5 separate regions of the Homo sapiens genome follow, and all the other regions are linked to region 5. Evidence: chromatin loops called from intact Hi-C (ENCODE). Cell type or tissue: dorsolateral prefrontal cortex. All regions are shown on one strand. Links, peaks and the distances in the headings refer to the core of each region. The heading gives the core; the rest is flanking DNA. Region 1 overlaps APBB2 (amyloid beta precursor protein binding family B member 2). Region 2 overlaps APBB2 (amyloid beta precursor protein binding family B member 2). Region 3 overlaps APBB2 (amyloid beta precursor protein binding family B member 2). Region 4 overlaps APBB2 (amyloid beta precursor protein binding family B member 2). Region 5 has its middle 12 kb from the start of NSUN7.

Region 1 (6,464 bases), core at 712-5,711, 160 kb before region 5:
AGGCTGAGGCACAAGAATCGCTTGAGCCTGGGAGGCGGAGGTTGCAGTGAGCCGAGATCGTGCCAGTGCACTCCAGCCTGGCAGACAGCGAGACTCAGTCTCAAAAACAAAAAACAACAACAAAAAAAACCCTGAAGTCAGCTGATGAGTCAGCCTGCCCTTCTGAAGAGGACAGAGCACCCCCCACCCCCACCAGGCTCTGCATCTCTCCCTGTCCCCCACCACCTAGGGGTATCTTTATTGATGCTCAGTCATTAATTGTAAAAACAAAACTAGATTGGCATAGCTGGCTATGATATGTCAGGATTGGGGGATCAGAGACCTTGAGAAAATAGTGGCCACCTTTTCTCACCTATTTCCTTTGGGCCAGGCCCTTTGCAAGATTCTTAATCTAAGTCATCCCATTTCATCATGCCAGGACCCTATGAGGTCCATCCTGTTATCCTCATGGCAACAGATGAGGAAACTGAGGCTCACCAAGATTGAGTAACCTGGGTCACACTGCTAATAAGTGGCCGACCTGAGATTTCATCCCAGAGTTAGTGGCTTCAACATCTGGGCCCCAAGCCACACTGTGCTGGGCCCCTTCTCCCATAGTTGCACCTTACTCTTCTTGATCCATGTCCACAGAGCTGTGTGACCTTGGATGTGGCAGCCAAACGAATATGCCCTTCCAGTTTTTTGAAATACTACCTAGGGCAGAGTGTTTGGTCTGTTTGTCCCATTGATAATAAGTCTCTGGTGCCTAGCACATGGTAGGTGTCATAAATATTTGTTGAATGAATGAATTAATCTGTCCTGTAAGGCTCAGCTCAATTTCATGTTTTTAAGAAACTGTCCATCACTAACTCTGAATTAAAAAAAAAAAAAAAAAAGCCCGGGCTCAGTGACTCACACCTGTAATCCTAGCACTTTGGGAGGCCCAGATGGGCGAATCACTTGAGGTCAGGAGTTGGAGACCAGCCTGGCCAACATGGTGAAACCCTGTCTCTACTAAAAATACAGAAAATTAGGTGAGCGTGGTGGTCTGCGCCTGTAATCCCAGCTACTTGGGATGCTGAGGCAGGAGAATTGCTTGAACCCAGGAGGCAGAGGTTACAGTGAGCCAAGACAGTGCCACTGCACTCCAGCCTGGGCAGCAGAGTGAGACTCCATCTTAAAAAAAAAAAAAAAAAAACCTCCTTCCGTGAGCTCCCAACCCATGTTTGTGCCTCAGTGTATCCTTCATTCATGGTCCGTGCTATAGATTGCTGCTATGTGTCTGCTCTGTCACAAGCTTCTCAAGAGCACGAACTTATCTACTCTCAGATACTCTCAGGTAACTCAGGTGTATCTACAGGGAAGAATAGGCACTCATCTCTGTAGTCCTCCAGGACCTAACAGGCACTCAGGAAATGTTATCATCGCGAATACACAGTTGTTATTGTGCTGCAGGATAATTAGGCTTGAGTGGTAAATGATTCCCATAGATGACTGTTAATTAGGATTACATTTGTAGTGTCGGGCCACATTTTAGCTTTTTGATGTGAACTCTTTTCGTTTTCTAACATCTGTAACTTAACGTTGTTATATGTTCTGGTACCATTTACCTTTTGGTCACTGTCTCTCAACAGTCACAGAGCAGCAGCTGTGCCCTGGGTGTCGGATATGCTCCTTCATGGACATGAGCTCATTTTACCACTGTCTTCTTTGGTCCTGTACCCCGAGGCTGACTTTCCTGGTTACAGGCAAGGCCTGTATCCCACGGCTCACTGGCTCCTGGCCCCTGGTCTCACCCCTCACTGCATCCCCTGCCCCACCTGGTCCCTGAAGGAGATCCCCCAGTTTTCTGACAGCATGCTCTCATTTTGCTGCTTGCATTAAAGCCCAGAGAAAGGAAAAGGACAGAAACCTAGAAATTCAGCAGGAGAAAAGAGAAATGGAAGACAGGAAAACAAAAATTGAAATAATAGTATCTTGCGGAACCAGAGAGAACGAAGTCCATATTTGCTGAGGGCCTACAATGTCCCAGCCACTTGCCCTTCTTCATTTCCTTATCACTGTTCAACTGAGTAACCTTAGATGCCTGGAGGCTGAGCATCCACTGATTGGAATATAATTCGAACCCAAGACCATCTGGTCATAGATACCCAGGCTTTGCTCTGTGTTCTGCTCCACGACACATGTTTTAGGGAGAGGTCCTCTGCAGGTAGATGGCTGTATTATAAAACTCAGAGATAGAAGCTGCACACAAGATGAGTGTTCCAACTAAGATAGGATGACTCAATTCCACTGTGGAAGAAAAGAGAACAAATGGGAGAGAAGGGGGCCCAGGTCAAAAGCTGTGTCCCTTCTGGGTCAGCCATGACCCAGATCCCTTAAATGCCCATAGTAACTAACAACAATAACAGAAGCAGCAGCAAACTCGAATTTAGCCCAGTTAATCCTGACAACATTTGTTGTGAGACAAGTTATTTTTAGTACCCACATTTTATAACGAGGACATTGAGACACAGACAGGTTAACTAACTCACCCAAGGTCAAAAATGGTAAGAGGCAGCCCTGGGATTTGAACCTAGATTTTACTTTCAGTCTGAGGAACCACATAACTTAGGGTAAAGAAAGGAGCCATCTGTCTATAGCAGTGGTTCTCAAGGTGTGGCTCCCAGATCACAACTTCAGCATCATCTGAGAGCTTGTTAGAGATATAGATTCTTGGGTCCTACCCAGACCTACTGAATCAGAAACTCTGGGGAAGGGGCCCAGTGTTCTGTGTGTGTGTGTGTGTGTGTGTGTGAGTGTGTGTGTGTTTCTTTTTTCTTTCTTTTTTTTTTGAGATGGAGTCTCACTCTGTTGACCTCAAGTGGTCCGCCCACCTTGGCCTCCCAAAGTGCTGGGATTACAAGCATGAGCCACCATGCCCGGCCTGTTGTGTGTTTTAAGAAAGCCCTCCAGATCATATATTCGTATGTATCGTGGTCTACAGTACATCTCCACGTGCTGGCTTTGGCTGAAATCTGTTAAACTAGAGAAATCCTTAAAATCCACTAATAGAAAAGAGTAAAAGTTTATCAATAATAATAATAAAAGCCGGATGCTGTGGCAAATGCCTATAATCCCAGCACTTTGGGAGGCCAAGGTGGGTGGATCACCTGAGGTCAGGAGTTTGAGACCAGCCTGGCCAACATGGTGAAACCCCGTCTCTACTAAAAAGACAAAAAATTAGCGAGGCGTGGTGGCGCATGCCTGTAATCCCAGCTACTCGGGAGGCTGAGGCAGGAGAATCGTTTGAACCTGGGAGACGGAGGTTGCAGTGAGCTGACGCCACGCCACTGCACTCCAGCCTGGGCAACAGAGTGAGACTCCATCTCAAAAATAATAAACAAACAAAAAATAATAATAAACATTTGCGAAGTTTTGACTGTCTGCCAGGCATGATGCTAAGCATTTTACCAGCATTATCTTCTTTGGGCCTCGCACATGCTGTAAAGTATAGGTGGCATTATTATTTTACAGATGAAGAGACTGAGACTTAGAGACCTGAAGTGACTTAACTCAAAGTCACCAGCCAGAAAGTAGCAAAATCGTGACTTGAATCCAGACTCCTCTGATGACACGGTTCTACCCTGAACCATTACTCTTTTGCCCTTTTGGTTAAGAACTATTGAAGAATGGGCATAAGTCAAAGTGTATATGTTGATTTTTTTTTGTTAACTTTTTTTTTTAAGTGGCAGATGACTTGATTAAATACTTTGAGCTCTTCCCATGCTCCAAGATGAGCATTTATTCCCAGAACTGATTACGCCCGGCATCCCTTCCTGGGTTTAAGGGAAAGTGGTGGTGGTTATGAACCTTCCTGGCCACACGGGGGCAGCACCAAACATTGCAGGTTGCTCGTTTCTGCTCCCTTCTTTGGGAAGAAGCCAAGCTGGCCCCTCGGGCGGAGCTGCCTAGTCCCGCTTACACCTGTTTCCTCTCACTTAAGCCACATGGAATGGGGTGAAACTCTTCAGATGAGAAACTAAATTAAAACAAGAGCAGGGTTACCCAAGAAAAATGATTTTAAATAAACTCACTATAGTAATATGTCAGGCTTATATTCATCAGTATGACAAAACAATTTTTTTTTTTTTTGAGACGGAGTTTTGCTCTTGTCGCCTAGGCTAGAGTGCAGTGGCGCGATCTCGGCTCACTGCAGCCTCCGCCTCCCGGGTTCAAACGATTCTTTTGCCACGATTCTCTTGCCTCGGCCTCCCGAGTAGCTGGGATTACAGGCATGTGCCACCACACCTGGCTAATTTTTGTATTTTTAGTAGAAACGGGGTTTCACCATGTTGGCCAGGCTCGTCTCGAACTCCTGGCCTGAAGTGATCCGCCTGCCTTAGCCTCCAAAAGTGCTGGGATTACAGGCATGAGCCTGTTTGCCCACCCGGCAAAAACAGTATTATTAATGTGCTGGGGTGAGGTCGGGTGATTTGCATATTTTAGCTAAGAATGATACTCTGGGTGTTCAGTGAGCTGTTAGATCAAAATATTTGTCATCTTGGATTCCAAGGAGAGAAAACAGCCAGTATTCTTTTTTACCTTCTTTGTTGTTACTGAATTCTTTTGAGCAGTCCTAGGTTGTAGGATTTTATAGTAGACAGCTGGAGACAGTGGGAAAACGCATTTCTGACTTCTGGTTTGAAGAGTATTATCTCACAGTAACATTGCTGTCTTAGGGCTCACTCCAGCCAGGGTCACTAAGATGCTCTCCTGGTGGCAGCTTCTGTGGGTCTTGAACCCCATTTCCACAGTACCCTGTCCAAGCCCCAGTTTCCATGCCAGAAGCCGAATTCACCAGAATTTTGACTGAGGTGATCATATGATTTATTGTCTAACCCAGGACACTTTTTGAGAGTAAAAGGAGCTGCTCTGAATAATTTTGCCAGAATGACAGGGATACCCCAGAACTATTGAGGGGAAAATTGGGACATGTGGTCACCCTAATACAAATCTCTCATTTTTCCTTCTTGATTATTCAGTTAAGAGTTACATGACACTGTATTTATTTGCTCATTCATTCAACAAATGTTCAAGTGTTTTTTATTTTCTAAGTTCACTACTTATATTATTTTCTCCTCATGAAAACCCTCTGAAGTAATTATTATTATTGCTCCCATTTTTACAAACGAGCAAAATTGGGACTTAGTAAATGACTTGTCCAAGGTCCCACAGTACATCAGAGAGCTGAGATTAGAATGCAGGCTGTTCCTACTCTTGATCCACATACGCTCAGAACTGTATTGAGTTCTGGGTGCGGTGGCTTACGCCTGTAATCCCAGCACTTTGGAGGCCAAGGCAGGCCAATCACTTGAGGTCAGCAATTCAAGGCCAGCCTGGCCAACATGGTGAAACCCCATCTCTACCAAAATACAAACATTAGCCGGGCACGGTGGTGTACACCTGTAATCCCAGCTACTTGGGAGGCTGAGGCAGAAGGATCACTTGAACCCAGAAGGTGGAGGTTGCAGTGAGCTGAGATCATGCCATTGCACTCCAGCCGGGGTGACAGAGCAAGACCCTGTCTCAAAAAAAAAAAAAGAACTGTATTGAGGTCACCGGCTGTTTATCCAGCCTTGTTTATCATCCTAACACCATCTGACATTGTCCCCCAACAAAAATCTCAGAGGCATATAGCAAAGTGGTTAAGTGTAGGAGCCCAGAAGCCAAACTGCCCAGGTTTGAATCCTGGATCTACCACTCACCAGCTTTGTGCTGAACCCAGTTTCCTCATGTATAACATGGGTACAGTAACTTAGTATCAACCTCAAAGGGTTGGGGTGAGGACTCACTGAGATAATACTTTTGACATTTGAATAGAGGTGGTAGGAGACAAGGTTGGAATGGCAGGCCAGGGGAGTCAGCTGGGACACTGTGATTTTACTGACTAGGGCCTGGGTTGGGAACCGACATGGGAGAGAGGTTAGTGGGCTGCACAGCACTTTCTGGAGAGCAGGGCCTGGGCACTTAGGGATCAGACTGGCACAATTGTGCGTTTTCATAAAGCAGCACGTTTGGTGGAGTGCTTCTGTGGAATATCCAACACATCCACCTGGAGAAACACACTTTGGTCTGAGACTGAGGGAGCAGAGCTGCGGAGGGGCAGGCAGGCCAGGCAAGACCTGGCTAGCTCTGAATTGGCCACAGCCAGCTCTGGCACCCGGGACCTCCTCTTCACCATCGGGCTGGTTCCCTGCAGTGTGTATACATGTGCAGAACCTTTCCCCAAGATTCAGACTCCTGAGTAGCTTCTGTGATTGTCACGGGGACTGCCTTCTCTTTTTGGTTTCTTTGTGAAAGGCACCTTGTGCACCATCAGCAGAGTGGCTGCTGAGGTGGTCACACTTCTCCTCTGGGACGTGAGGATCAGCGCACTGTTTGCTTAAACGGGCTGTTTTGTCTTTGATATTTTGGTGAGTTTTTTTTTTCCCCTTTGACAAAGT
Region 2 (6,464 bases), core at 832-5,831, 110 kb before region 5:
AAACTTTAAAGTTGAAACTGGAACATGGTGTAAATTATCTCTCACTTAATAACTAACTATAATTTGTGTGTGTATTCTTCTCTCAGATATTCAGAGATGCAAGATTTTTGCATTTGGTTTTTTGTTTTTTTTTTAATCTGTGATATAGCACAGATGAAAGCTGAAGCTCGTTAATTCTTGCTTAAAGTCTTCAAAGATGGACTTTTAAAAATACTCGTTTCCTGGTTGCTTTTAAATATCCTTTTTCCCTCCTCCTCATTAGTAAGCAGGCTGGTAACTATTGTGTCTTCCCTCCAATGGCATGAGAAAGTCCTTTGTTTAGAATAATGTGCCTTGAATTTCAATAACCTCAACCACTTTAACTCCTGGCTTTACACTTCTAAGTGCTGGAAGTCTAACTTTCCCATCATGGCGCTGCTGGGCAGGACAGTGAGGTGGGAGGGGAGCTTGCTTTGGAAAGGAAGGCACACTTGGTCAGAGACGGTTGTTCATGTCACCGGTTGATCCTGGGAAGGATAGAACCTTTCCCTGAGATGAATTCTCTAAATATCAGCCAGAAATCAGATGGTAAATTTGCATAAATTCAGTATTCATTTCAGTTCAGAGGCCTTTCACCTGCGGCATGTAGATTCTAAAGGGACCTGGGATTGAGTTTCAAGAATCACTGAACTGTTCCAGCTCTGCCCCCTTCCAAAATTGTGTATAAAATTGTGAGTCTGTGCACTTTTTTTTTTTTTTTTTTTTTTGGAGTGTTTTCATCCGAGGGCCTTGATCCAAAACAGGTCAGGAACCTTTCCTTTCTCCTCGTGGAGCTCCCCTTCCCTCTCTCACATAGTGATTGGCCTGGCCTGCACTGTAAGGCCATACTCAAGCCGCCATCCTGTAGGAGCTTTATATGGATTAAATAATGGAATTTTATGGCACTCTCAGGACCTGAAGGCCTCTATGATTCCCATTTCACAGATGAAGAAACTGAAAAACAAAGAGGCTAAGGGCCCTGACCAAGGGCAGACAGCTGATAAATGACACACACACACACACACACACACACACACACCCCACTCACACCCACCCACCCACCCACCCACACCCACCTACCCACCCCTGAAGCTGGAGGGAAAAAATAAACTGTCAGACTCAGGAGCTGGTGCAAGAATTTTCATGATGTAAAGTTTTGCAGTGTTTACTTCATTGTCCTGTGGATAATGGTGTGATGTGTGCTCAAAAGGCTAGAGAGATGGCCAGTGATGAAAGACAAACATCAAAAAGAAGCATGCAACAGAGACTTCTGCAAAAATGGAGTGAGAAGTCTACTGGCAAGTCCTTGCCTCGCGTGCTCAGTTTGTGAAAAGTGGACAGTTGTGCGCAGCATGAGAAGTAGGTGGCTGTGCCAGGGAACAGGAGATGGCGTCCTCTTCCAAAAAGCTGGAATAGACATTGTCATTCTGGTGTGCTGGTTTTTTTTTTTTTTTTTTTTTTTTTTTGAGGAATTTCCTTTTCATTTGGATTCCAGTTACACATGCCAGGTACTTCTGTTATTTCAGGCTTATATTAATGAAAACATTGCCAATTACTCCGGCATTTATTTTCCCAAGGAACAGCCACGGAGAGCATGCTGATCAGGCAGCCTTGGGATGTGCGGCTCATGTGGAATTAATCTTGGGGTTTAATTCTTCCCACTGGCATCTTGTACAGCGAGAAGGGAGTAGACTTACGCCTGGCACTAAATTTAGCCTTCTCCACTCTCAGACTGGTTTGTCTTGTGCAGAAGCCCAGCTTTGGACTGATGTTTTCTTCCCAGCAAATTTACAAGGTGCTGAATTGGTGGAGCTGCTGGCACTGTCTGTGACTCTTCTGGGTTTCTGAATGACATTTCAAATATCACTCTGCGGTGTCTTATTTATGGCTGGTTTTCACTTTGATACTTAAATCAAGCAGTGTTTATTAACTCCAAATGAATTAACTGTGTTAAAAGTTTGCAGTAGCATTTTTTCCAAGTCTGCTTTCAGGGAAAAACACAGTAGCTACATCTTGATGGTATGTTTTTAAGTGAATCACTAGCAGTGGATCTGATTTAAAATATCCAAGACTACAATAATAATTATACACAAAAGAAACAGGTTGTATTCTCAGATTGTTAGATTTTTAAAGTTTTTGTCACACACTACAGATAGGCTTTTTATTAAAAATAAGAAATTGAAAACATTTGGTGTAATTAAAAGCAAGTCAAAGCACTAACATATCCTTTTCTGATAAAAATCTGAGCACTAAGAAGTTCCTAGCACATCCATTCTGAGATTAGGAACCCAAGAATTAGGGAGGTTGTGTGACTTGCATAATGTTACCCAGCTGTGGATTCAGACTGGGACCAGCATCCAGGTCTCTGGGTCCTTTGCTGATCTTGTAAATTGCTACCCAAGCCTGGCTTTGATAGGTGGAACCGAGTAGCACAGAGGGACCTGAGCCAAGGGGTGACTCTCCAGCATCCTGTATCAGCTGGGGTCCAGCAAACCTGAGCAGAGGGCCCCTGCCACTCCCCCAGGTGACTGTCCTTCCGTGGGAGACAGTCCATCTCAAATGCTGCCCAGCACAACCCAGCCGAAGAGATGAAGCTATTGGATGACACAGTGATAATAGCTGTTAACGTTGCAGGTTATTGCAGCTTTGTTACATGCCCAGCACTCCCATACACGTGTCGTCCCATTTAACTTCATGCTTATAATGCCCCTGAGCATTATGAGCATGAGCAGGTGTCCTTATCCCCTCTTCAATGATGAGGAAACAGGTTTTGTGGGGCATACCATGTAACACAGTGTGCCTGGCACACAGAGGGGCCCTGGAAATCTATGTTGGGTAAATAAAGAGAAGGTAAGCAGTGTACTTGAAGGAATGTGGCTACCCATCTGGATTTGAGCACAGCTGTGTCTGCCTCTTCAGCCCAAAGATCCTCTTAGGAATTTTTAGCCACCTCTTTCCCTACAAAAGTTCACCAAAAGAGAGGAATGTTCCCTGTTCCTCTAAAACCCTAGGTTCTTGGCCAAACCCTTTGGCCCTACCTTGAATACCTGTGCCTAGGGACTGTGTTTGCCATTTAGGAGACAAACCATTAGGGGGCTCTGCAGGACTGTGTAGAAGGGTGGAGTACCCATCATGGGTGCATCTAAGACTAGAATTCGAGTCCTGCAGCCTACTGTCAAACTCTCTTCCCCATGTAGTAGCTGTGTGACCTTGGCCAAGTGTCTTAGCCTCTCTGAACTTGTTTCCTCATCTGTCAGAACAGTAATACTGACCTTGTCCAGTTACTGTTAGGGGCCAAACAGAGCTCAATAAAGGGTAATTGGTGGCTGGTGTTACTGTAATCATTAATATTAGTCCTGTTAACTGCCCTGGGGCATGCTGATCACAATGGCTTTCCTTCAGTACTGAGGTAGATATTTGCATATTTTATCACAAAAGTCAAATGTGCTTATTGTATAATTTTCAAAGAGATAAAGTAAAATCCTCCATAATCCTCTTTCCATATTACAGTTGACAGTTCGGGTATTATATTCCAAGTTTTTTACTGTGTATATATTAAAATACACATGCAAACATTTTGTTGTTTTTATAAGACCATGCTTGTTTTATAAAAACAGCTTGGCTTTGTTTTTGCTCCACTTACTAGTGTGCCATGGTCATTGTTCCGCCTCAGGGTGAGCAGCTCTTCCTTTCCACTTAATGACTTTGTGGTTCACTGTCTGGTGCACTTGGCGTTTCATGCCATGATTTTAGCTCCATCCCTGCAGGGCCCTGCTGGCCGCTCCATGACCCTGGCCATAGAGTGCCCGAGAGAACGGGTTTCTGTAAACATTGGGTTTCTTCCTTTCCTCCTCGTTATCTATCCAGTGCTCCATGCTCTTCGGTCTAGTTGCTCTGTGTACGGTGCATGCAAATCGGCTGTGACAATGCCAGAAAGGAATGGTGTGAGCACCATGGGTCAGGGGATTAAGTGACTTCATTAGGGTCCCAGGCAGCTCAGGACAGCTCTGGGTAGCTCAGGGAGGGAACTCCAAGAGTGTGGCCCCAACCAGACTTGCACTGTGTTCCTCTCTCCGTTCCATTCCTCTCTTTCCTGGGACGTCTCTGATCTCTCCCCCATTGAGCTGTCATCTCCTGTCTCTCCCACTTCCCACCCGCCCTTGACCTGTGCTGCCTCCCTCCCTCCCTGTTGCCCTGTAAGGATGCATCTCAGGAAAAGTGCCTGGATTCCAGTGATGTGGCTCTGTTAATAGAGTGTCAGGAATGTCGGTAAAACAGGTAAGGCTATGTCCATGCCGTTGTTTCTGTATGTTTTTTATTGGGAGCAGGTGGAACTGGAAAATGAAGACACGTCCTCTGCCAGTGTTTACTGCAAACAGTTTCCTGTATTTGACTGTGATATTTTAAGCTTGATTACCTCCCCCAGTTGATATGTTGCCTCTGTAAATTCAGCTGGCATCTCTTGGCTTCATCATAATGTGGCTCAAAATACACACTTCTGGGTGATACAGTTGACCTAAAATAAGCACGGAAAGCCTATTAATTGCTGCAGAGTTGGGAAATTAGATGAGCTGTCAGTGCTCAGACTCGCTGTTAACGGGGCTGTGTTATTGGCGGGATGCCGTGTGAATGCTAACGTGTTGTTTCTGCTCTGTTCCCTCACGCCTTCCCGGATTCAGAGAGAGGTAACCGGCCGATTTTCACTTCTCCCCCCTTCGTGGTGTCTTAACGTGTCTGGCAAAGCTCACTTGCTTTCTTCATGTCGCATTGCCATCCTCACAACCATCCTTGTCTTTGAAAGGCAGAACTTTTGTTTTGTTTTGTTTTGTTTCGCCTCTTATCACCAGCATTTAAAACAGAGTCTGGAATTGCATCTGCGTTCCTCATTCTCTACTGTGTTTGACCCTGGTTGTGGAAGGTGATGGGCTGAGTGATTAAGTCTAACACCAATGTGGTCACTCACTAACGACTGAGAAAAATCTCATCAGTGTGGCAGGGAGTGAATGTGATGGAAATAGGTTATGTGCCATGTTGTAGAAGGAGGCTTTTCATGCTTCTGGAAAAATTAATATCATGGCCGGGCGTGGTGGCTCACGCCTGTAATCCTAACACTTTGGGAGGCCGAGGTAGGTGGATCACTCGAGGTCAGGAGTTCAAGACCAGCCTGGCCAACATGGCAAAATCTCATTTCTACTAAGAATACAAAAAATTAGCTAGGCGTGGTGGTGGGCACCTGTAATCACAGCTACTTGGGAGGCCTAGGCAGGAGAACCACTTGAACCTGGGAGGCAGTGGTTGCGGTGAGCCAAGATGGCACCACTGCATTCCAGCCAGGGTGACAGAGGGATACTCTGTCTCTAAATAAATAAATAAATAAATAAATAATATTAGTGCTTATATTACATATTCTCTAGAATTTGATTGGTAAGGGTTGGCACTAGGCTACTAGCCTAGCCAGAAGCACTGATTCAGTTTCAGTGTCAATTATTAGCCAAAATATATGGTCCTCCCTCTCCACCACAAGAAGGATAGAACCACAGAAAAGACATACCTATGAAACAAGAGATTTTGACCTCAGTTGTGTTTTTCCAATGCTCTGCATGTCCGCCTGCCCGTTTGATTGATTGGGGACTTTAAGCTCCATGATTCCATAGCTCTACCACTTAATAAAAACTCCACTTTTGATGGAATAAGGGAATTTGGAGATAATTCTCCTTGAATGAATGATGGTGGTTCCTGCTGGGCAAAGCGGAGAGACACGAAGGCAGATCTCCTCTTTGTGTCGGAGTTGGTGTCATGTAACCTCCCTGCCTGGTTGGGAGCTGGAAGTGATGAGTCCTCAGCTGGTATTTCCTGCCACACTGGTGTTGTGACTGCCCTCTGCTGGTGGCTGTTTTCCCCTGTGATGTGCTGCTGTCATAGTCCAGTGGTTAAGAGGGAGAGACAGCATAGAGTGGGCGGTGACACCTGCAGGGCTGGTCTTCCAGAGAGTGTGATTAGGAGAATTTGCAGGTTTCACTGACTTTTTAAATCACTTTGAGGAGACCCTGGCGGGGGCAGGTGGTGGAAAGTTCTGGAGGATGAGGGCTGTGCATGTGGATGTGAGCTCCTTCATGTAAAATAACAGCCAGTCCCATCAGAGTCAATGGGGAGGACATTTTCAGGTGTTCGCTAGTTCCTATCCTCCTTGTTTATGTGAGTGTCCTCGCTGGGAGGCAGTTGCTCTGAATATTAACACCAGGACCCTGTTCTAGAGAGGGCTACAGATTCTAGTTTGCCCAAGCCACCTCGATAATTGCAGGTGGTAGAATTTCAGATCTGCTATTTACACACTGTGTCTCATGAGCGTGCCTGGTGAAGAATTCCCTGCTAAGCCTGTGTGTTTACCCAGGTGACGAGTACCTGGGATACTCCTTTCGGAGGCTAAAAAACTTAGCATCTTTTTA
Region 3 (6,464 bases), core at 940-5,939, 190 kb before region 5:
GTAACTCCGCTCAGACTTCTGTAAAGGAGATGTTCTGCCACCTGGTGGACAATATTGAAAATTACATCTTTAAAGAAGAGGGGCTGGGCGCGGTGGCTCATGCTTTAAGTAATCCCAGCACCTAGGGAGGCTCAGGCAGGCAGATCTCTTGAGCCCAGGAGTTCGAGACCAGCCTGGGCAACATGGTGAAACCCTGTCTCTACAAAAAATGCAAATATTAGCCTAACGTGGTGGCATGCGTCTGTAGTCCCAGCTACTCGGGAGGCTGAGGTGGGAAGATCACTCGAGCCCAAGGAGGTCGAGGCTACAGTGAGCCATGATCGGCCACTGCACTTCAGCCTGGGTGACAGAGTGAGACCCTGTCTCTAAAAAAAAGAGGGGCAACATTTCATCTGGAATCAGAATTTCTTTTGCTTGGAAGTAACATTAGAGCCCATCTAATGGGCCTTTATTTTAGAGGTGAGAAAAATGAGTCATAGAGTTATTTGTGATAACAACTAGTTCTTGGTGGAGATGGCATTTGAAGATGGGTCTTCTGGGCCTCTGACCGCTCCATCCTGCTGTCTCTGTCTCAGTGTATAACACGTCATTTTCAATATATTTGTCAGGAGAGGTTTTTGGTACTGTTTTTAGAACCTTGTTCTTTGAAACACATAATTAAGGAAACGGGTAAGGAAGATTGTGCTGCCCCAGAGATTAAATTTTCTGGGTTTCAGCGTCCTCATCTTTCAAATGAATGTGTCATCAAATTAGAAGTCATTTCAGGTTCTGAGAAAATTTCAGATTTCAAATGAAATGTAGTAGCCCTGATCTGTGGCATCTGGAGATGAAATAGTCTGATCTGTATTTAAGTCTGGAGAAGGAAAGAGAGAGCGCCATGAACCAGGGCTGGCTCTTCTTTCCTGAACACTCACTGTGTGTGTGCCCTCCCCTCTGCCAGGCACTTACGTGCAATTTTCCTGCAAAAACAAGGCATTATAGTTATGTTTCCATATTGTAGATAAGAAACCGATGCTTAGAAGACGTCAATTTATCACACAGCTAGTAACTAATGGAACAGGGACTCAAACACAGATGCATTTGATTCCAAAGGCCAGGAAAGTGTCACGCCCACCTGTTCCCAGTTATCGCTTCTCTCAGCTTTAAGATCATTTTGGGGCCAGGCGTGGCGGATCACCTGAGGTCAAGATTTCGAGACTAGCCTGGCCAACATGACGGAACTCTTGTACCTACTAAAGACACAAAAATTAGCTGGGCGTGGTGGCACATGCCTGTCATCCCAGCTGCTTGGGAGGCTGAGGCAGGAGAATTGCTTGACCCTGGCAGGCGGAGGCAGAGGTTGCAGTGAACCAAGATCGCGCCACCGCATGCCAGCCTGGGCAACAGAGCAAGACTCCATCTCAAAAAAAAAAAAATCATTTTGGCAATTTGGGATTGGAGTAGCAGAGTTGTTGGAGGTGGGAATGGGTGAAGGAATTGGAAGGTCAGTGCTTGAGGACAGACTCCTTCTCACCCTCATCCAGACTTGTGGTCCAATCCTTTGCGGTGCTTTTCACACGTTACTGTACCTGTGGGCAAATTCTGATTCATTTGCTCTGGGGTGGGACATGAAATTGCATTTCTGTTAAGTTTGCAGGTGATACCAATACTGCCAGTCTACAAACAACACAGAGTAATAACATTATACAGTTGGAAACATGATAAAAAGAAGGCACCAATTTTGTGCAGCTTCTGCAGCGAAGTAGACATAGTCTTTCTATGCAGTATCTTCTAGTTCTTTTATGGCCATTTGCAACCAGTTCGCAGCTGCTCAGGAACTTTTTTTATTGGCACTGGATTTTGTGAAAGCTTTGTGTGCCTCCTTACTCTTTTGTTATAACTTACCTCAGATGGAGAGGAAGAGGAAGGAGATGAAACAAACCATCGGGTAGTAGGTTTGACGGAGCTTTCTGAACTGAATGGCGAATGGACATGAGATTCCAATATTCATCTGTGAGCTTTATTTATCTGTGCCCTCCCTTGGTTCCTATTAGCATAGATTTTCATGAAGTAATTATATTAGCAGCTACTGACTAGATTAGCACTAATAGATAAGCAGGAAGTAGTAGGGAAGTACCTTTTCTCATTCAGATTTATTTCTGGTCTGTGTAGCAAATTCATTGTCATTACTTAGCATTTATATGGGATGTTACAGCTGCATGTAGTTCTTATAATTGATTTTTATTCACGTGGTACAGGTTTCTTTCAGAAATCCTGATCTGTGTGGAAGTTTGGGTTTGATTTGCACTGTTGATTCATTCATTGAGTCAGAGACGTTTATTGAATGCTAAGTGCGAAAGGAGCATACATACTTAATGTATGGTGTGGTTAAGAGCATGGACTCTGGACCCAGACTGCCCGGGTTTAAAGCCAGGCTCTGCTGCTTACCAGCTGGATGACCTTGGGCAAGTTACCTACCCCCTCTGTGCCTCAGTTTCTTCATCTGCAAAATGAGGGTAATGATGGAGCCAACCTCACATGGCTGTTATAAACATTGAATTGACATACTATAAACACTATAAATATACATGTAAAGGTCTTGGAACAGTCCTTAGCACATAATAAGCATTCTTTATGCATTCGCCATTATACTGTTCCTACTACCAGAAGGAATGGATATGGCCCCTGCCTTCAAGTAATGGAGAAGAAACAAGCAAATTCAATGCACTGTACCAGGAGCTGAGCTACTGAGTCACGAATGGGGGTTGTTCCGGGGGCATATTCCATGGCTGGTTGAAAGGGGTGGCTCGGGTGGTTTCCCAGAAGGAGACGATACCTTAGCTAATAAGTATATTTGAATTGTCACTGGAGTTAGTGATTCCCTCTCCCCCCGCCACCATACTTTTCAAAAAATGTAAGTGTGGAAGCTTTGAAAATGATTTGATATGTAAATTTGTGTTCATTTTCAGCAAATGCTTTTAGGAACAGATCTGTTAAGATGAGGTCCATCTGTATTTGCCCAATACTGTGGATAACATTGTTTCTGTTATCTGTTCCTGCGTGCTATGTAGCAAACTGCACCAAAACTTCGTAGCTTAAAACAATTATTTATTTTGCTCAGGATTTAGTGGGTTCCAGAGTCTGGGGAGGGTTTGGCGGTGCAGTTCCTGCCTGATCCACATGGGGGCGGCCGGAGCTGGAGGATCCTCTTCAAAGATGGCTTCTTCTCCAACCTGCTTCCTGGCTCAGTGCTCCTCCTCACGTCCTCCAGGGCCTCTCCATGTGGCTTGGTCTTCTCATGGTGTGGTCTCTGGGTAGGCAGTTGTACTTTTTACCTGGTGTCCAGCTTCTAAGAAGCAGGAAGGTGAAGCCACCAGGTGAGGAAAGGCTCTTCTTGGCAATGGCAGCATGTCACTTCCACCGTATTCTGTTGTTCAGAGTTGTCAGACTCCACTTCTTGATGAGACGTGGCAAGTTCACGTTACAAGGAGCGCATAGGACGGGAGGTTTTAATGCAGCCATCTTTGGGAGGTACAATCTGCCAAACATGTCATTCCCACATTTCAGTCATTCAAAATTAGTGCCTTCAGTACAGGGCAGAAAATAGCAACATGGTTGAATCACGAAACCAAGGTCCAGAGCCAGTGATGGATATATCAAGTCCTGGCTGAATGAGATTCAGCCTCTCATGCATGGCTTTTAGGTTGGCATTCACAAGGGGAAAATAAGGATCATCTCATTCCAGCCTTAGGAAAAGCAGAAGGCGCAGAGAAAGTAACCTGCCCAAGCTTGCACAGCTGGTCGTGGCAGAGCAGGACCCGAAGCCAGGCTCCCTGACCCTTGTCCATCCTGCTTTTCCGTTGAGTGGTGCAGACACTCACTGCCATTGGCCTTGGCTGCTCATTTTGCCTCCTATCCCGGAGGACAGCTTTTGTGTTTCTAAAACTGTTTTCCTCCCTTTATTTGCCAACTCGGCCAAGCATAATGCCGTGTTCCTGGCAGAAGCACGGTGTTATTTCCCTTATTAACTTCTGGTCACTACACTTGCCTGAATGAGCGGTCGAGGAATTGGCAGCCGTGTGTGAGTCCCCGAGTTTTGAAGGGTGCTGTTGAAACAAGATGCATTGTTGTCTAACTCTTGGCAGCTGCGCCCTCTGATGGGCAGATGCCTGGAAAAGCTAATGAAGGAAAGGCAGACTTCCCTCTTCCCCTGAAGGAATGAGGTAGGAAACAGGTGAGGAAATGGGCACCAGCCAGCCGCGGTGGCAGCAGCCGCCATCCTGATGGCACCAGAGCGGCAGGTGTGTGAACCTGGCCTGGTGGGTTCTTGGCACAGAATTTTGGGCCATGAATAATCACAGAACTGAACAGCCTCGGGCAGGAGTAGCCATGGGACATCCATTCAGCAGGTCTGGGTGCTCCAGGAAGGCCAGCTGGTCGAGACCTGGGGGTCCTGAAGCTGGCATTCCAAGGCCATCTGGAAAAGAGCCAGCACGTCTCAGAACTTGTTCTCTCAGGCTTGCTGCCTGAGAGCTTAATGCCAGATACTGGTATTTAGATAGTGATGAAAACATTTCTGCTTTATTTGCAGTTTAAAAATTGATGGAGAGGCTGGGCACGACCGTGGCTCACGCCTGTAATCCCAGCACTTTGGGAGGCCGAGGCGGGCGGATCACAAGGTCAGGAGATCGAGACCATCTTGGCTAACACGGTGAAACCCCGTCTCTACTAAAAATACAAAAAATTAGCCGGGCGCGGTGGCGGGCGCCTGTAGTCCCAGCTACTCGGGAGGCTGAGGCAGGAGAATGGCGTGAACCTGGGAGGGCGGAGCTTGCAGTGAGCCAAGATTGTGCCACTGCAATCCGGCCTGGGCTAAAGAGCGGGACTCCGTCTCAAAAAAAAAAAAAGAAAAAAATTGATGGAGAACTGATGGTTTTTCCTACAGAACAATTAGATTAATTCAGATGCTGGCTGGGTGCAGTGGCTCATGCCTGTAATCCCAGCACTTTGGGAGGCCGAGCGGGGTGGATCCTTTGAGCTCAGGAGTTCAAGACCAGCCTGGCCAACATAGTGAGCCCCCTTCTATAAAAAAAAAAAAAAATACAAAATTTAGCTGGATGTGGTAGAATACACCTGGAGTCCCAGCTACTCAGGAGGCTGACGTGGGAAGACGACTTGAGCCTGGGAGGCAGAGGTTGCACAGAGCCGAGATTGCGCCACTGCACTCCAGCCTGGCCAACAGAACCAGATCCTATCTCAAAAAATAAGTAAATAAATAATTCAGATGCCAAGCCATTTCTAGCTAAGCCACAATACTTTGTCACTTATAGGATTCCTATTTAAAATCTCATCCAATTGTGAGGCCCTATAGCTAAGTCACAAAGATCAAGGTCTGAGTTCTCCCTCTGCTTCTGACTCGTGCTTATAAGAAAATCATTTCAGTAGTCAGCCTTCCACATTTTCAGACTCTAAACTGACACCAAGAGTGGCAGCTCTCAACAGCAGTCTGCAGTAGATTCATCTGTTCACTCGGCATGTATGTATTCAATAGCTAGTACATACATAGCAGGGTAGTAGATCAGTCAGACTGGGGAAGGAAACAAAATAATGCAGCAGAGACAATGCTAATATCATTTAAGAATGACAATTACAGTGCTGCTGGAATTGAAGAAGTAGCTTGCAACTGCACTGCAAGTTGGATTTCTGTTGCTTCATGTTGAAGCAGTTCGGTTAGATGAGTTCACTAAGCCCTAACACATAAATAATTTCACTTAGCTTTAGGAGACCCTCAGACTAATGATCGCTTCATGAAAGGTGTATTTAGTTGTTGAATCCACACATTCCTACCCCAGATCTCTAGCCAGACATGCTTAGTTCCCCCTCTGTTGTTGGCACCAATAGGATATGTGTCCCTTTCGATCCATGATGGTCTCATTCTCTCGGCAGACACGCTGCTCAGGAAGGGGCAGAAAGGTCTCCACCAGGGTCCCACTTTTCTGCCCCAGCCACATTACCAATGGTCAGGTTGAACTGCAAGCGACCCTTGTCTCTAGCAAAGCTGGAAAATGGACCCGTGTAAATGACACATGGAACCCAGAGCCGAAAGCATGTGATTTCTCAAAAAGTGCTTCTCCTGAGAGCCATGCTTTTTTCAGTTACGAGCTCAGATGAGATTGCAACCTAGAGCGTATTTGTAGAAAGTACTTAGTTTTTTTCTCCTCTTCACCAATGCAGTGGGCCAGTGTCACTAAATAAATAAAGCAAAATGCTACATCAGGCTCATCTCTTCTCTTCAGATATTCTTATGCATCTCACCGTGTTTTGGTTGAGAGCTAGAAACAATGGAATGAATGGGCATCCAGTGTCGACCTTCATCATTTGGCAAGAGTAGAGGATGGATGGAGAAGGAAATGAACATTTCTTCAGGTCCAGCCGTGTGCTGGTCGCTCTGCATGCATCTGTCTGATTCTCAGAACCACCATGCA
Region 4 (6,464 bases), core at 747-5,746, 99 kb before region 5:
TTCTATTTTGGATCTCATGCTAGGCCCTGCACAGGTGAAACAAAGAGGAGAGAAAGCCCTTTGTCCTAAAGTGCCAGAAGTGCGATGTTTGGATCCAATCCGTTTGCTGCTGTCTTATCCTTATTTGCAGATGGGACCTGCCCTTTGCAATAGCATCAATAGAAAGATAAGCTGGGAGGGAAGGGTCACTGGGTACATTTTAGCAAGTCTTAGTATAATTCATATGAGTGCAAATATTTATTAAAAAACACCCCTCGTGGGGCCAGGCGCAATGGCTCATGCCTGTAATCCCAGCACTTTGGGAGTCCGAGGTGGGCGGATCACCTGAGGTCAGGAATTCGAGACCACCCTGGCCAACATGGCGAAGCCCCGTCTCTACTAAAAATATAAAAATTAGCCAGGCATGGTGTCACACGCTTGTAATCCCAGCTACTCGGGAGGCTGAGGCAGGAGAATTTCTTGAACCTGGGAGGCAGAGGTTGCAGTGAGCCGAGATGGCACCACTGCACTCCAGCCTGGGCAACAGAGCGAGACTCCACCTCAAAAAAAAAAAAGAAAAAAGAAAAATCCCTCATGGATAAGGAGACAGTATTTCAAAGTAGGCTTTTTGTTTGACTTCTTTTTCCTCATTTATAATATGGTACCTACCATTTATTGAATGCCTATCATGTGCCAGCCTTCACAAATTCCCTCAATAAAACATGCCATGTATTTGACCTGAGCAACTGTGATTGATGTGAAAGATGTTATCAAATTGTGGATACTTGGTAAGGAATCCCAACAACAGAGAATTGGTGAGAGATTGAGTGTAATGTGACTCTTAACAGAAAAGGACAGGTGAGTTCCTGCCAGTTACATGGGCTCTGGTGCAGCTGACAAGGTCAACTTGTTCTGTGCCACTCCAGAAAGCAAAACTAGATCCTACAAGCAGAAGTTACAGGGAGGCAAGGTTGCGTTCATCATTTAGAAAAAATATATTTTGAGCCAGGTGTGGTGGCACATGCCTGTAGTCCCAGCTACTTGGGAGGCTGAGACGGGAGGATCGCTTGAGTCTAGGAGGTCGAGGCTACAATGAGCTTTGATTGCACCACTGCACTCCAGCCTGGCCGACAGAGTGAGACCCTGTCTCAAAATAATAAAGTGAAAAATAGTATATAAAAATGTTTTAAGAAGACATATATATATTATTCACTGGAGCTTTCCACCAACAGAACAGGCTGATTTATTAAAGAAACGAGATGTCCTATCATGGAAATACTCTAGGTACCACCTGCTGGTGCTGCTGTGAAAGGGACTTTGAAAAGTTAGCCTGAGTCACAGCTAAGAGGTCTGTAGATGCCTTTTGGAAGAGAGGTAAACACATAAGCAAATTCCACTTACACTACGAGAGTTGCACAGGAGAGATTTAGGGAGAGAATAAGTAGTTCTGGCTATTTTTTAAAATAGAGCCTGCTTTTGCCAGGCATGGTGGCTCACGCCTGTAATCCCAGCACTTTGGGAGGCTGAGGTGGGCGGATCACTTGAGTCCAGGAGTTCTAGACCAGCCTGCCCAATGTGGTGAAACTCCATCTCCACTAAAAATACAAAAATTGGCAAGGCGCGTGGCTCACGCCTGTAATCCCAGCACTTTGAGAGGCCGAGGCAGGCGGATCACGAGGTCAGGAGATCGAGACCATACTGGCTAACTTGGTGAAACCCCATCTCTACTAAAAATACTAAAAATTAGCCAAGTGTGGTGGCACGTGCCTGTAGTCCCAACTACTCAGGAGGCTGAGGCAGGAGAATTGCTTGAACCCGGGAGGCGGAGGTTGCAGTGAGTCGAGATCACACCACTGCACTCCAGCCAGGGCGACAGAGCGAGACTCCGTCTCAAAAAAAAAAAAAAAAAAAAAAAATTAGCCATGTGTGGTGGTGCACACCTGTAATCCCAGCTACTCAAGAAGCCAAGGCATGAGAATCACTTGAACCCAGGAGGTGGAGGTTGCAGTGAGCCGAGATCATGCCACTGCACTCCAGCCTGGGTGACAGAGCGAGAATCTGTCTCAAAATAATAATAATAATAATAATAATAATAATAATAATAATAATGCCCACTTGAATAAAGAATCATTTATTCATTCCATAAAGATGGATTAAGCCCCTATTGAGTGATTAGAATGCTATATAACTGAGAATATATAAAAGCAATCTTTGGTCCTTTATATTTTTTTAATTAAGAAATTTGAGGCTGTCAGATAAGATGTATTAACACTGTCATTTTTCTCCAGCAAAACTCTATCTTGGTCCTCTGGGAGAGTAATTACTGAGGAAGACAGCCAAAAAGACAGGAATGAAAAGAGTTGGAAACACCAGGGCTCAGTAAGCAGGTGGCAACAGGTACTTGATTCCTGGTACTAGCTTCTGTCACCATTTAAAGAAGAGACACAAGAAACTATAGCTATAACCCTTCCACTTCCTGGCTTATAAAAGAAAACGCAATGATTCTCATGACTGCAGGCGTTAAATGGAGTGAGACTCCATGTATGGGCAGCAGATGGCTCCTGGCCTAGCCTTGTAAATGGCTAGGGTATGGCATGAGCTGGAGCAGAGAGCAGAAACGGGTCTTGCTGCCAAGTGTCAGACAGATCGTGTCTGATGATCACAGGTGGTAGAATTTCAGATAACCACAGGTTCCTGGGAATCTAGAAGCTGTTGGAAAAACTGGGAGTGATGTTCTTTCTGGCCCTTGGAGATCTTTTGGGCCAGCTGTGTGGTTTTACAGACGAGATGCTGAAGCCTGGACCCTGCGTGGCTGTGTGAGGCGCCCGGTTAATGAGTATGGCTCCCAGCCTGTCTGAGATGGGACCCTCCTGGTGCTCTGGAAGCCGGAAGTGCTAACGGAAGGATAGCCCTCAAGGGCTCCCAACCTGAAGGCTCCTCAAAGGTGCCTGCAGTGGACCAGCCAGCCCCCGTGTCCCATGCAGCAACAGAGCTGGCTACGGGCCCTGCCTGCTTGGCTGCCTGACGCCTGATGGCCATGTGGCACCCGACACACTCTTTCCTCCCCAGCCCACATGCTCGGCCTGAGCTGATCGCACCAGTTTAGGTTTGCACAGTCTGTCAGGAACACTCTGAGTGTGGAGGTGTGTTTACTACAAAGCAATTTCTTCTCCCCCTCAGAATACAAGAAAATCAAGGACCTACCCTGTTGCTCTTACGTATGACCACAGTGGCCTTTAGCATCATGACACTGGGATTGGGGAAAAACCCAGCTGTGTAAAAAACTAATGGGTGACATTTTGATCACTGTGGAAGCCAGCTGATGGGATATAGAGTTTGTTTACTATCTTCTCAATTTTTATGTGTGTTTGGAAAGTTCCAGAAGGAGAAGAGTAAAAAACAGAAAGGAGAGAGATGGATGAACTCTGTTCTTTTAACTCCTGTACTCCTCAGGCTGGGCCCCAAACTCCTTCTCCCAGGTAAGGGTCCAGGAGGCCAAGGTCACTGCAGACCTCCCTGTGGCTGAGACCACCTGGCCTGTCTCCCACTGTTCTGGAAAGCTCTCTACCCCTTTCCCTCAACCCCCTTTCTTTGATATCTTTGGGACCAGCCTCTCCTGGGCTTCTCCTGCCCTCTTCCCCAGCAATTTTTTTCCCACCTTCTCATTGGACCTCCTGCCTCAAACAAGGCCTCTAAATGTCTTTCTTCCCCAGTCGCCAGGCCTTGGTTTGACATGTTTTTTGTTTGTTTGTTTGTTTGTTTGTTTTTGAGATGGAGTCTTGCTGTGTTTGCCTAGGCAGGAGTGCAGTGGTGGAATCTCAGCCTACTGCAACCTCCATCTCCTGAGTTCAAGTGATTCTCACACCTCAGCCTCCCAAGTAGCTGGGATTACAGGTGCACACTACCGCACCCGCCTAATTTTTGTATTTTTAGTAGAGATGGTGTTTTGCCATGTTGGCTAGGCTGGTCTTGAACTCCTGACCTGAAGAGATCCACCCGCCTTGGCCTCCCAAAATGCTGGGATTACAGGCATGAGCCACCGCGCCCGGCCAGCTTTGTCTTTTCATGCTCCACACTCTCACCTGCTCCCCCGACTTCACCCACCTCCCAGATCCATGTCTCCTGCCCAGACCGCAGGCCTCAGTGCAGGGTCCCAGCACCCACCTGCTTGGTGGGCCTCGTCACCTGGTGCTCCTCAAGCACAAGCACCCCACACGTCTTGTCCACCCTGGAGCTCATCAACTTCTTGCACCAAACCAGCCCTCCTTCCCTCCCCCACTCCAGTGATGGGGTGCTTAGCTGTCCTAGCAGGGACCCCAGAGTTATTCTTAATCGCCTCCCTCATCCACGTCTCTCACACATCTGCCACTCCTGCCAGCTATCCTTCCAACACCTCTTCCATCTGTCTCCTCTGCCCTGTTCTCGCAGATGCTGATTTAGCCTGCACTTTGCTCATCCCCCTGCGCTGGACCACCGCAGTGGCCCCCAGCAGTCCCCTTCCCTTGGCCGGCTTTCTCCCACCAAACAAATCACATGGGGTCACCTGTAATATTGCAAGACTGGGATGGCTCGGAGTAAGGGCCAGTCCTGGCAAGACACAAGGCACTGTGCAAACTGAGTACAGACTCCCGCACAGCACCCCTGCAGCGGCACCTGAGCCTCACCACAGTGCCTGGGGCATATGCATAGGGCAGCTGGGAGTTCTCGCAAACAACTGGGGGGCCTTCTGACCTCCCTGCCTTTGCTCATACCTGTTTCAATGTTCTTTGAGCTGTCTGCTGCCTTCTTACTGTGATGAGGTCCTTCTTACACTTAAAGAAGCAGCTCAAACCTCATTGCCCGTCTGTAACATTAGACGGGCTTGCAAGGCTGGAACCTTATCTGTTTGAATTTGCCTCACTGGTTCCTGATACATAATATCAGCTAGAAGGTGCTTGTAGAAGTGAATTGAATTTTTTTTTTTTTTTTTTTAGACGGAATCTTGCTCTCTCACCCAGGCTGGAGTGCAGTGGCGCGATCTCGGCTCACTGCAACCTCCACCTCCCGGGTTCAAGCGATTCTCCTGCCTCAGCCTCCTGAGTAGCTGGGACTACAGGCGCCCGCCACCACGCCCGGCTAAGTTTTTGTATTTTTAGTAGAGACGGGGTTTCACGTGTTAGCCAGGATGGTCTCGATCTCCTGACCTCATGATCTGCCACCTTGGCCTCCCAAAGTGCTGGGATTACAGGCATGAGCCACCGCGCCCGGACTTTAATGAATTGAATATTTTAAAAAATATCAGTCTTTAATACCACACCATAAAATCCAAACGGCAGTTGCATTCATTTCCTATTGTTGCTGTAACAAATGGCCACAAACCGAGTGGCCTAACGCCACGCCACTTGATTCTTTTCTGTTTCTGGTGGTCAGAAATGTCAAATCCCAGTGTTGGCTGGGCTGTGTTTCTTCCAGGGGCTCTCGGGGAGAATCCGTTTTCTTGCCTTTTCCAGCTTCTTGAGGCTGCCTGCATTCCTTGGCCCCTGCCTCCTGTTCTTTCCCTTAGGAAGAAAGTGCCTCCCGCCTTCCCTTGTGAATTTGCGGGGCCCACCTAGATAGTCCAGAGTAACATCCCCATCTCAGGATCCTTTGTTGATCACATCCGCCAAGCCCCTGTTGGCATGTAAGGGAACATAGCCACAGGTTCCTGGGATGTGGGGAGGGATCATGACTCTCCCGCAGCAGCCCTTTTCAGAAGTCAGGTGCCAAAAAGGCAGGCTTTTCACACAGGCAAGTGATGCTTGGATTTCGTCTTAAATCAATGAAATTCGATCGCTTGTATGTTTCATTGTCCATAGATGAAGTCGCTCCACTGGTCTGTGCTCTAGGCCTGAAAGAAAGGCCTCACTGCCTCTTACAGATCTCCATATTTAGGGACTTGGGATATGTTACATGAGAGTGAAATGGGAAATGCACAAATCTCTTGACCTCTACAGTGAGGAGAAGACACCTGTTTTATCCTGGGAAGTGATGAAACCTCTGGAGGGTTAGTTACCGGACTCACCCACCGTCATGGACTGACAGATTGCTGCCTCCCTAATCTATTAGCCTCTACCTTGGAGGAAACAACAAAAGATAAGGCTGTAAAAAAAAAAAAGTGAGAATTCCTCCCAAAAAAGCCTGAGGCTGCTGAGTTTCTCCCTGGGGAAGCTGTGGGTTCCAGATGGTTGCCCTTAAGGCATCAGTCACCTTGCTCTGCGCCAGAGGAAAATGAAGATTAATAATCATAATTTTTTAAAGTTAAGCCTAAAAGGCTGCCTATGAAAGAACTGAGGCACAGAGGGCACAAAGCCGAAGTTCGATAGGAATAATCCATTGCTTATTGACCAGGACCTGTTCATCCGCCGTGTCGGTAACCTTGGGATGTTGCACGCTGGGGCCTGCCAGCCACCATGGAGAGGCTGATGGATCTTGGAGGCTTCTATCAGAGAATGTCAGAGCCGGGGAGG
Region 5 (6,464 bases), core at 814-5,813:
AATTGCTGTTGTTGCTGTGTTATTGTTTAGTGACTTTTGTGAATTAATTCTATAAATTCTGTATTCCTTGGAGTGTGTGGTCATTGAAGTCTCTTCTCACTTAGCCTAGTAGTCAGCATATGATTGATCAGAAATTTTCCTATATGCCTAGAATCAATCTATCTACCTAGCTATTGATCGATTGATCGATCGATCTATAGATATATGTGTGTATGTGTATATATATACATATACATACACATATACACACACAGATAGATGGATAGATAATGGATCTATCTTTCTATCTATTCATAATGTCTGTATATACATATATATATGTACAAGCACACAGACTGATAAACTGTGTGTGTGTGTGTGTATATATACACATTCATATATCAACATATATACGTAGATATGTATGTTAGACATATTGTTTAAATAAGTATTAAACCAACTATTTGTATTGTTTGTATCAAATTTTCACTAAAGGAAATCTTAGTTCTATCAGAAATATCTTATTTTCAGGCCAGGCATGTTGGCTTACACCTGTAATCCCAGCACTTTTGGAGACCAAGATGGGTGGATTGCTTTGAACTCATGAGTTTGAGACCAACATGAGCAACATGGCAAAACCCCAACTCTACTAAAAATACAAAAAAATTAGCCAGGTGTGGTGGTGCATGCCTGTAGTCCCAGCTATTCGGGAGGCTGAGGTGGGAGGATGGTTTGAGCCTGGGAGATGGAGATTGCAGTGAGCAGAGATTGCACCATTGCACTGCAGCCTGGGTAACAGAGCCAGATCCTGTCTCAAAAAAAAGAAAGAAAGAAAAAAGAAATCTTATTTTCAAAGACTAAGATAAAATTTATTATTAATCACTGACATTTCTATTCATATGTAAATGAAGCACTATAATGCATGACTTCACTTAATCCCCTTTTTTCTACTTCGTTTTGCCAATAATTTTTTCACAAATTTATTAGCCCAACTATCTTGAAATGAATGTTTTCAGAGGAAGGAATTCTAATGTGGTGAAACCCAAATATAAATTGCAATATTTACTTACCAAAAAAGGATAAATATATTTAATTTTCTAAAGTAGGAGAAGAGATTGTTAAAAGGAGTTTTGAAAAAAATTAAGAGTATATGTTTGAACTTCATGCTGAAGTAAAATTCCTGTGAAAGTTTCAAGGAAACTGAAGGGTTAAACACTATAAAATGCTAAGTGGTTCTGTTCTTACCTTAGGGCTATATTTATATATTCATAATAAAATTAACTTTGGTCATTTTTCTAGTTAATTTGATCAGTATCTATTGTTGGTTCAAATAATCTAAGGCTTAAAATGAATTTTTTCATTGTCATTGGATTATCTAGATCAACCATTTTGCATTGCTGATAACTAGATTACCTAGATAAACTAGATAAATGCCAAATCTGTAATTCACATTCTGTTAATAGATACCACCTGTTCATAATGTCTCCACTATTATGAACTCTATTACAAATTATTTATTGTAAGTGTTCCAAAGCTTTGTAAGAATGGATCAGATCTCTCTTAAGTAAACATACTTTTCTCTATATAACATAATGCCTATTAAGTATCGTTCCCATAAATTCAGATGATATCATGATTAGCTCTTTAAAAATATAACATTGATCTCATATGCAAGAAAAAAGTTCATAAGATATTATAATATTCTAAAAGATTATAAAGTGTATATTAAATATAAAATATAAGCCCTTTTCATCTATGTTTTAAAATCACTTTAAAATTTTGAATCCTTTTAAAAAATTATTATAATGCTGGGTGCAGTGGCACACCTATAGTCCCAGCTACTTGGGAGGCTGAGCTGGGAGGATTGCTTGAGCTGAGGAGTTCAAGGCTAGCCTGGGCAATAAAGTGAGACCCCATCTCTCTATATAAATAAATCAATAAATATTTATTAAGAGAAGAATATTAAACCAGGCTTTTCAGTGACTCATTTAAGATTTCTTAATTTTTTAAGACCCAGCAGGATTTTGCCCTTGTTTATGTGAAAAAGAGTTAGAGAAATACTCTTTTTATTATTAAAAGTTTTTTTAGAGATTTAAAAAGATTATTTAAATTTGTATTATGAAAACTTCTATCAGATTAAGTGAAGATTTACTGAACATCTACTATCAGTAAGACAAAAATAAGACACAGTTCCTAGTCTTGTGGATACTTACAGATGCAACGGGGTGGGCAGAAAATTATAGTGCAGTATAGTGATACTGGTGCCTAAAGGGCCCAATGGAGCAAACAGAACCTCTACCCCAGATTTGGGAGAAGGGAGCAGGAAAGGTCTATTTAGAAAAAGTCACCTGATAGGCCAGGTGTGGTGGCTCACGCCTGTAATCCCTTTGGGAGGTCGAGGCAGGTGGATCACCTGAGGCCAGGAGTTTGAGACCAGCCTGGCCAACAAGACAAAACCCCATCTTTACTAAAAATACAGAAATTAGCTGGGCGTGGTGGCACGTGACTGTAATCCCAGCTACTCAAGAGGCTGAGGCAGGGGAATCGCTTGAACCTGGGAGGCAGAGGTTGCAGTGAGCCAAGATGGTGCCCTTGCACCACTCCAGCCCGGGCGATAGAGCGAGACTCTTGTCTCCAAAAAAAAAAAAAAAAAAGAAAAGAAAAAGAAAAGAAAAGATCACCTGATAGAACCTATAGCCTTCAGTAGAAGTTTGCATCCAACCCATGGCAACTCACCAGTAGAGAGTGAGCTGGAGAAACATATTTCTGATCTCACTTTTCCTGCTCTCCCCATCTGCTGCAATATCTACGATTGGCTGATTCCAACCCACAGTCTGAGAGCAAGGGAGCCCTTTGATGCATTCCATTCAGGGCACCCTCCTGGGGCACAGAGCATTGGAGGATGGAGACCACTTCTAATATGACATATACACTCTTTTTGTGAATGCCACATTAAAATAGTGCCCTTCACATTGTATGAGAACATTCTAGCCTAATTCGTTTGCAATGCAGGAAAGCCATTATTATAGAATAATCATGGTTTCTCAGCACATTCTTTGAAGGATTCTATTAAACCAGTGTGGAACTAAGAATGAATAGTATACGACAACAGTTTTTAAAAATCCAAAATTGAGTTGTACGTTATGTATTAATAGAAATGTGGGAAATGCAACTTAATTATTATATGTTTCTTGACGGTGGTTCCTGAGTTTTTCACCGGAGCCTAAGCTTGATTGTTTTTGGAGGTATTCTGGCATTAGCAAAGGGTTGGTAAAATTGTGGCAGATCTAAAAATTCCACTGAATCAATTATTTCATTGGGAGTGTTGGGTGTGTGCTTTGGAGTCAAAACAAAGCTCATGCCTCAATGCTAAAATATTGTAGCAAATCGGACTGCATGAAAGAGGCAAAGGTATAGTTTTTATAAAGATCCCTAACCTGATGCTCAGCATACATAATCTAATGGGCATGGAATTCCTTCGCGAAATGTCAGAGTCACCTTATACTGAAATTATACATGTTGCCTTGGTATTTAAATGCTTGAGCAAATATAAAAGAAAAAATATAGAAAATTAAATTGTGATTTCTTTTTCATTTTAACATTAAAGTTAAGGATCATGAAGAATCGTATGAAATGATGGTAGAAGATATTTAATATTTTTATATAACTAAATAAAAATTATCACTGCCCCTTCCCCCCACCCCTGGCAAAAAATGAATCCAACCAGACCAGGCCAATCAAACAAACACTCAAAACAAAAGCCCTGAAACAATAATGACTTCTCACTATGTTTGGATGCACTGTTTCATTCTAAACTAGATTTGGGGAGCCATCTGCTGGCAAATTGGTAAGTTGTTTATTTTTTTTTTATTGCATGTACAGTTAGGGTTGCCAGATAATTTATAGGATGCCCAGTTAAATCTGAATTTTAGATAAACAACAAATAATTTTTTAGCATAAGCATGCCAATACAGTTCAGTATTTACTCCATATGCCAATGCTACCCTGTTTCATTTTTTATTTTTTTTGAGACAGGGTCCGGTTCTGTCACCCAGGCTGGAGTGCAGTGGCATGATCTCAGCTCACTGCAACCTCTGCCTCCCAGGCTCAAGTGATCCTTCCAACTCAGCCTCCCAAGTAACTGGGACTACAGGCATACGCCACCATGCCTGGCTAATTTTTGTATTTTTTTGGTAGAGATGGGGTTTCGCTATGTTGTCCAGGTTGTTCTTGAACTCCTGAGCTCAAGTGATCTGCCCACTTCAGCCTCCCAAAGTGCTGGGATTGCAGGCGTGAGCCGTAGAACCTGGCTCCTACCTGGTTTTAAATTTAGAATTATATGTTTCCAAGTGACTCAGAAAAAGGTTTTCTTGAAATCTGGATAGCATGATTATTTAGGATTGCTCAACTCATATGGTTCTATTCACACTGCTCCAGTTTGAACTGCTTGCCTTTCCCATTGAACCCTACATCTGACTCCTTGTCTATTCTCTTTTTCTTCTGCTTTCTCTATTCTTAATTGAGCTCTGCTTCCTAGCCTGTGTATTTCTTTTTTGCTGCTACATTCTCATGTTTAAGCAATCTGGGTCAATTACAACAGATAAATGAAAAACCAGAAGATAACTGTGTTCTGGTAGTACCTTAGTTATAGAGTCTACTTCTTTAAAAAAGTAAAATAAAAGGCAGACACATGCATATTTTATATTTGACCCTAAAAATGTCAATTTATTATCAAGCTATCTTGCTCTGACTGAAAAAATTAATAAATAAAAATTGACCAGGCATGGTGGCTCACACCTGTAATCCCAGCACTTTAGGAGGCTGAGGCGGGTGGATCACTTGAGGTCAGGAGTTCGAGACCATCCTGACCAACACAGTGAAACCCCCGTCTCCACTAAAAATACAAAAATTAGCCGGATGTGGTGGAGGGCGCCTGTAATCCTAGCTACTTAGGAGGCTGAGGCACAAGAATCACTTGAACCTGGGAGGCAAGGGTTGCAGTGAGCCCAGTGGCGCCACTGCTCTCCAGCTTGGGCGACAGAGTGAGACTCTGTCTCAAAATAAATAAATAAATAAATTTTAAAATAAAAAAAATTAGTTTTGTGTTTGAATTAGTAATATATTCACATACTCCTAAGTTTTTTTTAATACAAAAGGATATTCAGTGAAAAGTCTCCCATTCCTAACCTTCAGATACCCAAAAGTTCCTTGATGCAGAGGCACGCATCGTACTTGAGATGTATGTACTCAGCCATCTTGGGGAAGGACATTATTGTAAAGTGGAAGGATGCAGGAGGGTTGTCCCTCAGAAAAGAAAAAGTAAGACAGATGACAATAAGAGACCTTTCTTTCCTCATAGCTGTGGTTTTTAATGTAATGGCTTAATTTTATTTTGCCTATGGAGCAAATTTTTTTAAGTATTCTCTTAAATTTCAGTTGTGTCTGAACGATCTCCTACAGTTATAAAATTCAATTATTTAAAACCCGTATCATAAAATATCACAAGATGGAGATGTTGCTCCTTGAAAGTGGCAGTTAAAGTGGGTGAGGAAAAACATCTTTTTGTCTCTTTTTGGACATCTTTTTTCTTCTCTATCTTGCTCTCTGTCTTCAGTCATTCAAGGTAGTGAGAAACATTCAAAGCTCAGTGTTCAAATCCCAGCTTTGTCTCTTTCTGCCTGTAATTCTGAATTAAATTAACCTTTAGGAGCCTTATCGTCATCTATAAATTCAGGCTTATGCTCACGTTATGAGGATGAAATTAAATGATGTACTTGAGATGACAGTGCCCTCCAGCCAGAGCCCACCAGGAGCACAGCAGTAGTGGAACGAATTGGGTTTATTACTCATTGCAGCAAGGGAGAACACACACCATGGGGAACTGTGGGGCTTCTCAGTAAGAGGGTATCAGACCTACTATTGGATTCGGGCTGCGGTTGGGTGGTCTGTGGAAGGATCCAAGGAAGTAGGGGTTCACTCTGGATTGAATGCTGTCAGAATGCAGGGAAAGTCTATGACTGGGCATCTCAACGTTTATAGGGACAGTAGACTAGAGCAAGGCTAAAATTCTAAAGGTAAAGAATCACTAGAGGCTCATATTAGCTGAAAGAAGAGCTATTCGTGTTTTAGGGGTTGCACAGTGACCTCATTTTTGTCTGTGCTTAGACAAAATTATGAAGTGGTCTTGTTTTGTCGCACTTCCTCATGATCTCAGAGTGACTTGACTGGTGTCAGTGTTCTGTGAGATTGTTTACACGCAGCAGGAGAATAACTTGTCCTAGCTGTGAGCTCCCGGCCAGCTTCTGCTCCCACTCAGGCCTACCTATAAATTTTAGGCCAGTCCTTAGATGTCAGGGGCTGCTTTTTTTTTTTTTTTTCTCAGAAAGCATCTGGCTCTTACTAAATGCTCAATAAAACTTAATTACATCTGGATTTTATTTAAATTATTTAATGACATATTGTTCTCCCCTGTTATTGGATAATGA

The links. Peaks named below come from ENCODE experiments on the same cell type or tissue, not always from the same donor. Only the 100,000 strongest peaks of a DNase experiment are listed, where the experiment ranks them.
Region 1: it touches region 5 in a loop (7-fold over the local background); 74 of 110 quality-filtered maps call a loop at or near these places.
Region 2: it touches region 5 in a loop (14-fold over the local background); 26 of 110 quality-filtered maps call a loop at or near these places.
Region 3: a loop joins it to region 5, with 7 times the contacts of the local background. A loop is called at or near these places in 18 of 110 quality-filtered maps.
Region 4: it touches region 5 in a loop (4-fold over the local background); 26 of 110 quality-filtered maps call a loop at or near these places.

Annotation. Positions count from the first base shown.
Region 1 is chr4:40,895,168-40,901,631 of GRCh38, reverse strand. The region is part of intron 10 of APBB2 (amyloid beta precursor protein binding family B member 2); the gene reads left to right. Among named protein-coding and RNA genes, the nearest start is that of NSUN7, 150 kb to the right of the region's middle. RefSeq lists enhancers at 3,746-4,040, 3,746-4,246. In dorsolateral prefrontal cortex, for the core only: CTCF peaks have their summits at 3,621 and 3,831 (motif pointing right); a DNase peak (open chromatin) is centred at 3,871; H3K27ac peaks cover 380 bases.
Region 2 is chr4:40,840,609-40,847,072 of GRCh38, reverse strand. All of the region lies in intron 12 of APBB2 (amyloid beta precursor protein binding family B member 2), which reads left to right. Among named protein-coding and RNA genes, the nearest start is that of NSUN7, 94 kb to the right of the region's middle. RefSeq lists enhancers at 5,622-6,123, 6,275-6,374, 6,395-6,464. In dorsolateral prefrontal cortex, for the core only: CTCF peaks have their summits at 1,390, 3,126 and 5,705; DNase peaks (open chromatin) are centred at 1,372 and 4,664; H3K4me3 peaks cover 1,134 bases; H3K27ac peaks cover 2,327 bases.
Region 3 is chr4:40,921,402-40,927,865 of GRCh38, reverse strand. All of the region lies in intron 10 of APBB2 (amyloid beta precursor protein binding family B member 2), which reads left to right. Among named protein-coding and RNA genes, the nearest start is that of NSUN7, 170 kb to the right of the region's middle. RefSeq lists a silencer at 3,740-4,034. In dorsolateral prefrontal cortex, for the core only: CTCF peaks have their summits at 3,158 (motif pointing right) and 4,125 (motif pointing left); DNase peaks (open chromatin) are centred at 3,165 and 4,065; H3K27ac peaks cover 728 bases.
Region 4 is chr4:40,833,761-40,840,224 of GRCh38, reverse strand. The region is part of intron 12 of APBB2 (amyloid beta precursor protein binding family B member 2); the gene reads left to right. Among named protein-coding and RNA genes, the nearest start is that of NSUN7, 87 kb to the right of the region's middle. RefSeq lists an enhancer at 3,884-4,453. In dorsolateral prefrontal cortex, for the core only: no CTCF peak of the experiment used is centred there; a DNase peak (open chromatin) is centred at 2,984; H3K4me3 peaks cover 524 bases; H3K27ac peaks cover 653 bases.
Region 5 is chr4:40,734,441-40,740,904 of GRCh38, reverse strand. No RefSeq gene overlaps it. Among named protein-coding and RNA genes, the nearest start is that of NSUN7, 12 kb to the left of the region's middle. In dorsolateral prefrontal cortex, for the core only: CTCF peaks have their summits at 3,606 and 3,806 (motif pointing left); no DNase peak of the experiment used is centred there.